Regions from separate parts of the Homo sapiens genome. Here region 1 is linked to region 2. The links are chromatin loops, found by intact Hi-C in ENCODE. Cell type or tissue: gastrocnemius medialis. All regions are shown on one strand.

Region 1 (5,000 bases), 330 kb before region 2:
CGTCACCCTCTAACCAGGTAAGCGTGGGGTCCTGAGTAGGTAGGGAGAAGAGGCCGAGGCTGCCGCGAGCTTCCTCCCAGAAACAGGGCCCAGGGCCTCACTTGACTGGGTGCTGCCCCTCCCACCGTCCACTGCCACATTCCCGTGTCCACAGGACACCCCGAGAAGGCAGCTGCTGTGTGGCAGGGCTTTTACTTAGCTTGCTAGTAAAAGGGAGTGGCGCCCGAGTGGAAACGCCCACTCCAGCTGCTCACCGGGGATGCTGGAGATGCACAGCACGTGCGCGTTGCAGACGGTGAACTGGTCCACCACCGTGCCCGGCTGGTTGGCGTCGATGATCACCACCTTGCTGGTGGTCAGGGTGCTGGTCAGGATCCACACCCGGCTGGAGGTGGCGTCCATTTCAGGGAGCTCCTTGGCCTGTTTCAGGGCACGGGATCAAGGTCAGAGCCCGAGCTTGAGGCTACCCGGTGGCAGCACAGGGCCATGGGGCTCCCAGAATCTGTCAGGATCCAGCCTTGACTACAGCTTGAGGGGACATGGCTGTCCTCCCCCAGGACCAGAACAATGCGGACTCAGGACTGCACTCTAAAGCACTCACAGACACGGTTTCGCCTCCACAGAAGAGGCCCCTGAGCTCCAAGAGGCCCAAGCTGGGCATAAAACTAAGCCTCCCACCACTGGGAGGCAAGCTCTGCCGCTCCTGGGCTCCTCTGTGCCTGCTGCCTGCCTGACCCCTGCAGCCCAGTGCAGGCCCACTCCAGGCCACCTGGGGGGTGAAAACTGAAAACCCAGAAGGCGGCTCAGTCCTGGTGAGGGAAGACACTGCTTCCCGCAGTCTAGGAGCCCCTGCGCTGCCCTGCTTCCGGGTGCTGTCCCCAGCTGTCCTGTGTCTCACTCCCAGCATGCTCTGCAGCTGAGCTGTCCTGAGACTAAGCCAGGGAGGGTGCCCGGTGGCCTCGGCCATGCTCACCTTCTTCTTCTCGGGAGACGTGTGGGCGCTCTTGGGCTCGCCGTCTCCTTCGCGGTCGCAGGTCAGGGGATCGCGGCCTGGCGCTGGCTTGACTCCATTCCCAGCGTCGTCCTCATTGGGCCTCCACCCGCTCAGGTTGACGCCCGCGGCACACCACAGCTGCAAGGGCAGGGCCGAGGTCGGGTGTCACCGGCACTCCCCAGCCTCCCGCTCGCCCAGCCAGCCTGAGCGGGGTCCTCGCGGGCTCACCTTCATGGTGGGGTCCTTCTCCACCAGAGGGCGGCAGTACACCGGCACCGGCACGTTCTTCATCCGCGTGTCCTCCTGGCCCCCGTTGGGACTCAGCTGCAGGGAGCAGGGAGGCGCCGTGGGCACGAACCCTGGCTCCTACCCATCCCTCCAGAAATCTGAGACAGGTAGGGCTGCCAGCTTCTGGCGGCACAGCCACTTCAAGACTGGAGGCAGGTGGGGGCGTGGGAGCCGCGGGGCTCCTTCTCCGACCCTCCAGACCCCTGCCCAGGAGGCTCACTAGGAACCTGCCAGGCCCCGCCCCACCCGCCGTCCTCTCCCACCCCCTAGCACTGCCCCGCCCTCTCCCCGCCCCACAGCGCCCCGCCCCTTACCCCCGCCCCGCCTCTGCGGGGCCCCGCCCGGTCCCCGCAGCGCCCGCCCGCACCTGCTTGTACTTGGCGGGCAGGCTCCAGCCGCAGGCCTGCAGACGGCCGTCGTCGTTACGCACGTGCTCACGCACCTGGCGGTACTGCTCGCGCTTCTGCTCTCGACGGGCGGAGGACGTGCAGTCGCTGAGTGGAAGAATGATGGGTGATGTCTCTGTCCAGGGTGAGCGGCCCCCACAGTGCCCCAGGCTTGTCCTGGGGGAGGTCACGGCAGGGAGGCCCGCCTGGGCCCATCCTCGCCTTTTCCCGGCCACCGGGTGCCCAGCTGGGAAGGGTGGCTTTCCCGGCACTGGGTGCCCAGCTGGGAAGGGTGGCTTTCCTGGCACCGGCTATGCCCCTGGGCTTGGAGGCCACAGCTGGCCCCTGCTCGACCCAGAGGCTGCTCTGCTGCCACAGTCACTGAGGGTTCCACAGACCGGGACCTGGAGTGCCGCCGGGGCACAGGCATGACCAGCGACTCCCTGCTGGACAGACGCCTGAAACGGCTCCTTGCTGCAGAGGCCACCGTGGAGCCCAGCACAGCCCCCTGACTGTTGGTGGGCACAGCCTCTGCCAAGGGACATCCTGAACCAAATACCGTGGAGCCAAAGCAGCCCAGCTCCCCGCTGCAGGGAGGGGCAGGCAGTGTGCAGGGAGAGGTCACGGCCCCTGGCATGTGGCCAGCAAGGTGGAGGCTGCCCTCAAAGTCCCGCTTCAGGGCCTGGAGGGGAGGAGCCTCAGGACAGGGCCTCCCCAACCCCATTGCAGGCCACAAGTGGGGGCTGCGGGACACTCACTCGTCAGGGAAGAATTCCAGGGGCCGGCTGCCTGCCGAGATCGGGCACATGGCATGGTTGCGGCGCTGGCTGAAGCCGGCAGTGGTGGGTGACTTGTAGTGGATGTTCACCGAGGGATAGGGGCGCTTGGCCGGAGGGGGGCTGGAGGAAGAGCTGAAGAGGCGGCTGAAGCTGCCAGAGGCACAGGGAGGTGAGGGGTGGGCAGAGGACCAGGGAACCTCCCTGCCCCTTCCCCTGCAGCTGCTGCCCACATCCCCCAGGGGCCCCCAGCTTACAACTGCCAGATGGTCGACTTCTTCTTCTCCTGGACGGATGGGTGCTCTCGGGACGCTCTGCAGGGGAGGGCACAGGGAGCAACCTGCTAGTGCCCTCACGCCTCCCTTACCTGCGACTCTCTGGCTCCCGCCAGGAAGCACCCAGCGCACTTCAGTCCCCCCAGAAGACAGGGAGGTGCAGAGGAGGGAGCCGCAGTCCTGCCGTCAGGGATGATCCCGCAGCCCCTCCTGGGGTGGCCGCAACTCCCACCTGATCATCTCAGTCCACCGCACAGCCTCCTGCAGCTCCATCAGCCGCTCCTTGTACTGGTTCCGCTCCATGAGCACACGGGCCATCTCCACCCGCGTGAAGCGGCGGCGCTGGGCCATGGGGATTTTGTCCTGCGGAGGGAGGGGCACAGAGGCTCAGCCAGCCCTCGGAGGCCGGGTGACACCTGCTTCCTCCTGGGGTGCCTACACGTATAGGTGGATCTCAGTGCCAATTTCCTTCAGATCCTCAGGCAAGAAGCGGTGTGGAGGGGTGTCGGCAAGCGGGGAGGGGAACCATACAAAAGGCATGCACCAGGACTTGGGTGCTGACAGGGGACCCGGCATCCTGCCAGGGCTGTGGTCCTGCCCAAGGGCCTGATTCTGACTCCATGTGGTCTCAGGAGTGGGGTGGCAGATGATGCCGCTGGGGTCAGGTGTCACCCAGGAGGGGTGGGAGAGCTGTCAGCCCAGAACAGCCGGCGAGTCCCCAGGAGCCCGCCTGGGCCCCCTGCCCGTGCCCACCCCAGCCCTGCATGTGAATTGTGGGATATACTGATTCTGTACAGAGACAGAAGCGCCGGTGAGTCCCCGGGAGGCACCCCGCATCCCCATGCCCCGAGTGTGAATAGTAGGATATACTGTGTGTGAATGGTGAATGGTGAATGGTGGCCGCCCAGCGTGTGAATGTGTGGGAATGATGGCTGCCCCACGTGTGAATGCGTATGAACAGTGGTCACCCGGCGTGTGAATGTGTGGGAACAGTGGCCGCCCCGCCTGGGAATGGTGAATGGTGGCCGCCCCGCCTGTGAATGGTGAATGGTGGCCGCCCCGCCTGTGAATGGTGAATGGTGGCCGCCCCGCCTGTGAATGGTGAATGGTGGCCGCTCTGCCTGTGAATGGTGAATGGTGGTCGCCCTGTGTGTGAATGGTGAATGGCGGCCGCCCTGCCTGTGAATGGTGAATGGTGGCCGCCCCGCCTGTGAATGGTGAATGGTGGCCGCCCCGCCTGTGAATGGTGAATGGTGGCCGCTCTGCCTGTGAATGGTGAATGGTGGCCGCTCTGCCTGTGAATGGTGAATGGTGGTCACCCTGTGTGTGAATGGTGAACGGTGGCCGCCCCGCCTGTGAAAAGTGAATGGTGGACGCCCCGCATGTGAAGAGTGAAGAGTGGATGTACCGATTCTGTACAGAGATAGCTGCTTACATCCTCCGCCTCTTCTTTGGGTTCACGGCGGGCGATGATGGCCTCGGACTTCACTCTGTGGGAAGGGGAAGGAGGCAGGGAGGGTGAGGGCCTCCCAGGGGCCTCGGGAACACATAGCGGGCAGTGCCCGCCCCGAACCTGTGTCCTTGCCTCTGTGCAGGGCTGGGGGCTCTCCCCACAGGGACCCCTTCAGCAGCCGTTTGGTTCAGGGCCCTGAACGCTTCTTCCAGTTCCCTGGGGACAGGTGGCCCTGAGCCACTGCTGCATGAGTGCTCTGAAGCCCAGCCGTCCATCCTGGCTGCCCGGGAATGCGGAGGGGGAGCAAAGCAGAGGGGCCCTGGCTTTGGCAAACCCAGAGCAGATCTGGGTCCCTTCTTAGGCAGAGGCATGGTCTCGGAGCGCCCACACCTCCTCTGTCCATCAGAGAAGGGCTGGAGCCCCAACATACAGCTCTCCGGGGGCCGTGGCCAAACCTTGGCTGATCAAAGGGCTGGAGGAGTGGGATGGTGGGAGCTGTGCAGAGAAGGAACGCGTGAGACAGGCCCAGCGTGTGCTGTAGGAGGCTCAGGAGGAGACCACGGCCCCACTCTGCTGGTTGGGGTGGAGTGGCTGTGAGCTGGAGCTGGAGGTAGGTAGGCTATGCACAGAGCCGCTCAGGCTGGAGAGCAGGCACTGGAGGAGGCAGCCACTCCAGAGCCCTGAGGCCGGGGTCCCTCTCTGACCAGCTTTCCATGCCCTGCCCTCACCTTTTCAGTTCCTCTTCCAGCTCCTTGATACGGTTTTCCAGCTTGACTTTGGCCTGCTTAGCAGCCTCCAACTCGCCCCTCAGCACCTCCTGCTCCCCGG
Region 2 (5,000 bases):
CACGCCCCCCGCCTCACCTGCACGCGGCCTGCCTGGGGACCGTGGAGTGTTTGTGCAGGCGCAGCTGGCTCGCCCCCGGGCCCCGGGACCCTTATCTCTGCTGTGGACTGGGGCCCGGACCCAGCCTTGTCAAATAAGCGGAAAATTAAATTTCATGCTATTTTGAGTTCTGGAGTAGGCCTCTCTAGAGGACATCCTGCCTCTGCAGCCAGCGGGGTGAACAGCACTCCCGGCCGCAGGAGGACCCTGGGGAAGGGGGAGGGGAAGGAAGCGAGGTCCCAGGGACCCCCAGCCAGGGCCCGGTGTGTGGGCTGCAGGTGGGGCTCCTGGAGCACCTGCCCAGCTCCCTCGGCCATCGGGACCTCCCGGACAGCCATGACCATCTCCACTGGCCCAGTGGTTACCAGGACGCCTGCTGGGCTGCTGCCGCCCACCTGCCCAGAGCTCAGAGGTGTTTGCAATTGATCCTTAATGGCGGAACCCCCTTCTTCCCCAGGCTTCTTCCCAGGGGCCTTCCTTCCTCAGCTGCAGCCACCCCTGGGGTGGGAAATGGGGGGCTGGGAACCCTCCCTTCACCTACTGCTCCCAGGAAAGCCTCCCCCAGAAGCGTCCCCAAGGGCTTCTGCCGCTCCCACCGACTCCCTGGCTCTTCCTGGGTGGCCCCAGCTGGTCCACTGTGGGGGCCATGTTAGCTTCCTTGGACTGCTGTGACAATGACCACAACTCAGGCAGCCTGGAACACAGGTCAGGAGGCCAGAGGTCCTGGTCCAGGGCCTCCAGGAGTGGCTCCTTGCCTCGTGGTTGCGTCTCCCCAGTCTCTGCCTCTGTCCTCACGGGGTCTTCCCTGTGTGTGTCCTCTGCCCTCCTAGGGGGACCCCGTCCCTGAATTTAGGGCCAACGCCCACCCAGTGTGCCCTCAGCTTCACCAGTTACACTTGCAGGGTGCCCGTTTCCAAATGAGGTCCCATTCGGAGACTCAAGGTAGACACGCATTGTGGGGACATGGCTCAGGTCGCACAGGCGCCACCCGCATGTGACTGTCCCTGACCTTGGCATTCGCCAGGTGTGCCCCCGCTTGGCACTGTACTCCCCAGAGCAGCCCCAAGTGGCCCAGGTTGGGAGGACTCCACAGTGTCCTTCCCAGGGACTCTGGCTCTGAGGACGGGACAGCAGCCCCCAGCCTGGCCTGGCCCCAGCACCCCCTGTCCCGAGCCCCCAGCTCCTGGGCCTTCACCTTCCAGGGGCCAGGAGGGTTCTGGATGCTACCCCCCACCCCGGTCCTCACCCCTACGCTCCAGGCGTCCCCCAGTCAGATGGGAGACCAGCTCCTCTCACCCAGTGACATCCAACACACAGAGATTTGGACACAGGCCCAGCCCTTGTCTGCACCTGGGGACCTCTGGCCCCGCCTTGATTTCTTGGGCACCCGGAGGGCAGGAGATCCCAGGGGGCCTCAGGCAGTCAATGCAATCACCCAGTGTCCGGGGCTGCAGTCAGGACCCCCAGCTTCCAGGGAAGGGACAGGAAACGAAAAGTTCAAACTTAAGAGTAAGATTCTGCAGAGGGCAGGCCGGCGGCCTCCACATGGGTCTCATGGTGAGGGGTGGGGTCACCTGCAGGTCCCAGGAAAGGCTGCTGGGAGTGGGGACAGGGACAGCATCGGCACAGCCACCAGTTACGGCTTCTCCTTACTGCTCCTTCACAGGCAGAAGCCGAGCCGACGCCCCGGTGAGCTCACAGCCCAGGTGACCCCATAGCCCAGTGAGCCCACAGCCCAGCGACCCCACAGCCAGGTGACCCCATAGCCCAGTGACCCACAGCCAGGTGACCCCATAGCCCAGGGAGCCCACAGCCCAGGGAGCCCATGCCCCAGGTGAGGTGCATCTGGCCGTATTCAGCCCTGAGTGTCCAAACCATGTAGGGGCCTCTGTCCCTGGCTTCATGGGGGCCGCCCTGAGACTCCAGGGTCTGAGGATGCTTGGCCAGGCCCTGGCTGTGGGGGGCTTTGCCAGCCTCACCAGCTCCCCTCTGATCCAGCTGTGGCTGAGGACCTGCGGCTGCCTGGGGTTCAGGGCCCTAGGCCCCCATCTCTGACCAGATACAGCCCCTGGCCCTCCCGACCCGGGGAGCTTCCGGCCGGGGGCCCTGGGTGCGCCCGCCCTCGTGGCTCAGAACCCCGGGGCCGGACCTGCAGAGGGTGGGGGTTCTGCCGCTCCTGGCAGTGGCTGCGGCGCCCTCTGCCGCATGCTGTGGAATGGCCGGGGCCTGCGGAGGGAAGGGCGGGAGCCAACCCGGCCTGGGGTCTGGGCACTGCAGGCCTCCATCTTGCGGGTCTCAGCAGGGATGGGGTCAGCCGGGGCCCCGAGGGAACTCCAGTGGAGGACCCAGAAGGGCCTCTGGGCCCCTGTGTTCTGTCCTGAAAGGCGCGGGCGGCAGGAAATGGCCAGCCCAGGCTTCGGGCGCAGGTGGACCTCAGCTCGGCCTCGTCGGTGCTGGTCACTGTCCTGGACGCCAAGGGTGAGGAAATGAGACCCAGCCCCTCGTGAAGGAGGCGTGTGCGGGGGCTCGGCGGGCATTGCCCTCGGGAAGCGGAAGGGGTTCCCGCGGAGCGGACAGCCTGGAAACACCGGCCCTGTGATGGCCCCAGGACGTCCGCGCCCGAACCCCCAGCACCGACACAGCTGAGGGACGGCGGGCGTGGCTAAGCGAAGGACCTGGAGACAGGCGGTCACCTGGTGGATCCTTGTTGGAGGGAGGCAGGAGGCTGAGAGGATGGAAGAGGCCACGCTGCTGGCTTTGGAGCTGGAGGCAGCGGCCAGGAGCCGGGACGCGGGAGCCTCTGGATGCTGGAGGGGGGTGAGCCGTGGCTGCCTGAACCTCGGCGCTTCCCCCGCCCCTGGAGAGAAAGCCTCAGAGGGGTGACCTGCTTCCCCAGCAAGGCCGCACGCTTCTCCCGCCCCAGGGCCCTGGGTTTTCCCGCTGTCCTCTGACTCGGGTGCTGGGGGCCTGCCTGTGACCCCGCCCGTGACCCCACCTGTCCCGGAGCTGTCTGGATGCTCGTCTCTGCCTGACAGGAGACCACAGAGAAAACCCTAGTCTGGAATGGAAAATTCTAGAGTGGGCGCAAACCGGAGCAGACAGGCATTTGGGAGGAGGTGCTGGGGCAGAGCAGTGTGGGACTGTCATGGACACCCGGGGAGCTGGCCTGAGGCTCAGGGGTGACAGTGCCACTGCACCGGTCCAAGCAGGCAGCGAAGGGGAACCCAGGGGTGGCCGGAGGGGCGAGGGTGGGATATGGGGACCCCCTGGGGGACGGGTGGATGAATTAGCTCCTCGCTAATTAGCCCCCTACCCCTGAGTTCTGAGACTCAGGAGGCCTTCAGGAGGAGGTGACTGCGGTTTCTGGTGAGGCTGGGTGGGGCAGCAGCCTCTGGGGCATCTGGGATGGTGGAGAAATGCACGTCCCACACCACTGCCTGCCTGTGTCCTGCCTGGGGTGGGGGGGGCGGCCGGGGCCAGGCCGAGGAGCACAGGAGGCCCCGGCAGTGGGGCTGGGCCCGGGCGTCTTCCAGCATCTGCGGCCAGCGCGCCTCTCGTCGGGGGGCAGCATCGGGCCCAACCGAGCTCCCGGCCCACAGCCCCGCCGGCTCCCACCCTTGCTGTGGGGCCTCAGGCCTGGGAGGAAGGCGCTGCCCTTCCGAGTGCAGCATGCCTGCTGTGCCCACGGACCCCAGATTGATCTTCCTGGAGAAAATCAATAGCTCCAATATGCCAGCTCTCAAGAGGCTCTGCGGCTAGTCACCCGCCATTAGGCACACGAGGGCTGCAGCCTCCGCCGCCCATTAGCGGGACATTAGGCCTCCCACGAAATTTCTCTGTGTGCTTTGAGATAATGAAGGCCGAGGTGTTGGTTTACGTCCCTGGGGGAGGGGGAGGATGACAGCAGCTTTCTGGGCAGGGCCAGTGCCAGCTCCACATGGACTCACCAAGGAGAGCAGGGCCCCGGGGACACAGGCGCCCCGGCACATCCGGCTGTGGCTTTTCCCACCCGGGGTCAAGCAGACACACAGCATTCGGGGGGCGGGAGGGAGTCAACGCCCACCAGTCAATGGCCACTGGGGGCAGATGGGCACCACGGGAGCCGGCGGTGCGCTCACGCCTGGAGTCCCAGCTCCTCCAAAGTGTTACATTAGATTTAGTCGTTAGAAGAGATAGTAGATTTAGTCGTTAGTAGAAGTGTCGTTAGATTTAGGGCCCACCCTGGTCCAGAAGGGCCTCGTCTTAACTAATGACATTGGCAAAGACCCTGTTTCCAGACAAGGTCAAGTTCTTGTGTTCTGAGGGGACGTGAATTTGGGGCACTGCTGAACCCGGGGTGGCGTCTTCCAGTCCTCACAGTGGGCTGAGTGGGACGGGGGATGCCCATTTCACACTCTTCCCAGGTGTCTCATTTCTGTTTGAGACTGAGATTAACTTGGTGGCCTGGCCCCTCAGAGGCTGGCCCGCCCCCCGAGTGAAGCCTCAGCCCCTGCCTGTACCTTCCAGCTCTGCCCCTGACTCTGCTGTCCTGGGGCAGCTTGTGCGCAACTGCCCAAAACCACAACAACCAGGAAGGTGCACCAGCCCAACCCAAAGGCTCCATGGCTAACCAGAGGGCCCTTCGATTTCCACCTCCTTCAGGAAGCCCCCCTGGGCTGCACACCAGGATGAGGCTGACCAGTCCTCCCCAACCACACTTTGAGCCCCCTCCTCCCACAACAGTGGGTGCTCCCAGGTCCCTACAGGGGGACTGGTTTGGCAGTGATTCCAGGTGGGGTTCTGGGGTAGAACAGGTGGGGCAGGGCCCGTTGAGGAGGACCTGGGCAAACAGGTGCCTCTGTTGACACAGCAGCCCCAAACACAGTCTGGGGCCAGGCCGCCCAGGTGTTGCTGAGCTCAGGACACCTCCAGCCCCCCTTCCTGGCCTTGATGCCAAGAGTTCCTGGGGGAACAGAACTGGT

What was found. Peaks named below come from ENCODE experiments on the same cell type or tissue, not always from the same donor. Only the 100,000 strongest peaks of a DNase experiment are listed, where the experiment ranks them.
Region 1: a loop joins it to region 2, with 4 times the contacts of the local background. A loop is called at or near these places in 9 of 110 quality-filtered maps.

The regions. Positions count from the first base shown.
Region 1 is chr16:1,760,433-1,765,432 of GRCh38, reverse strand. It overlaps MAPK8IP3 (mitogen-activated protein kinase 8 interacting protein 3), which reads right to left. Exons shown (of 32, transcript NM_001318852.2): 12 at 4,901-5,000; 13 at 4,128-4,209; 14 at 2,952-3,082; 15 at 2,702-2,758; 16 at 2,427-2,597; 17 at 1,650-1,776; 18 at 1,223-1,318; 19 at 974-1,132; 20 at 255-420. Among named protein-coding and RNA genes, the nearest start is that of NME3, 8.6 kb to the left of the region's middle. RefSeq lists an enhancer at 592-1,306 and a silencer at 4,770-4,940. In gastrocnemius medialis, no CTCF peak of the experiment used is centred here; no DNase peak of the experiment used is centred here.
Region 2 is chr16:1,425,929-1,430,928 of GRCh38, reverse strand. LOC105371044 (a long non-coding RNA gene) reads left to right here and starts at 2,170. Exons shown (of 2, transcript XR_932996.3): 1 at 2,170-2,517; 2 at 2,648-5,000. RefSeq lists an enhancer at 1-1,055 and silencers at 2,008-2,057, 2,088-2,247. In gastrocnemius medialis, a CTCF peak has its summit at 2,215; no DNase peak of the experiment used is centred here.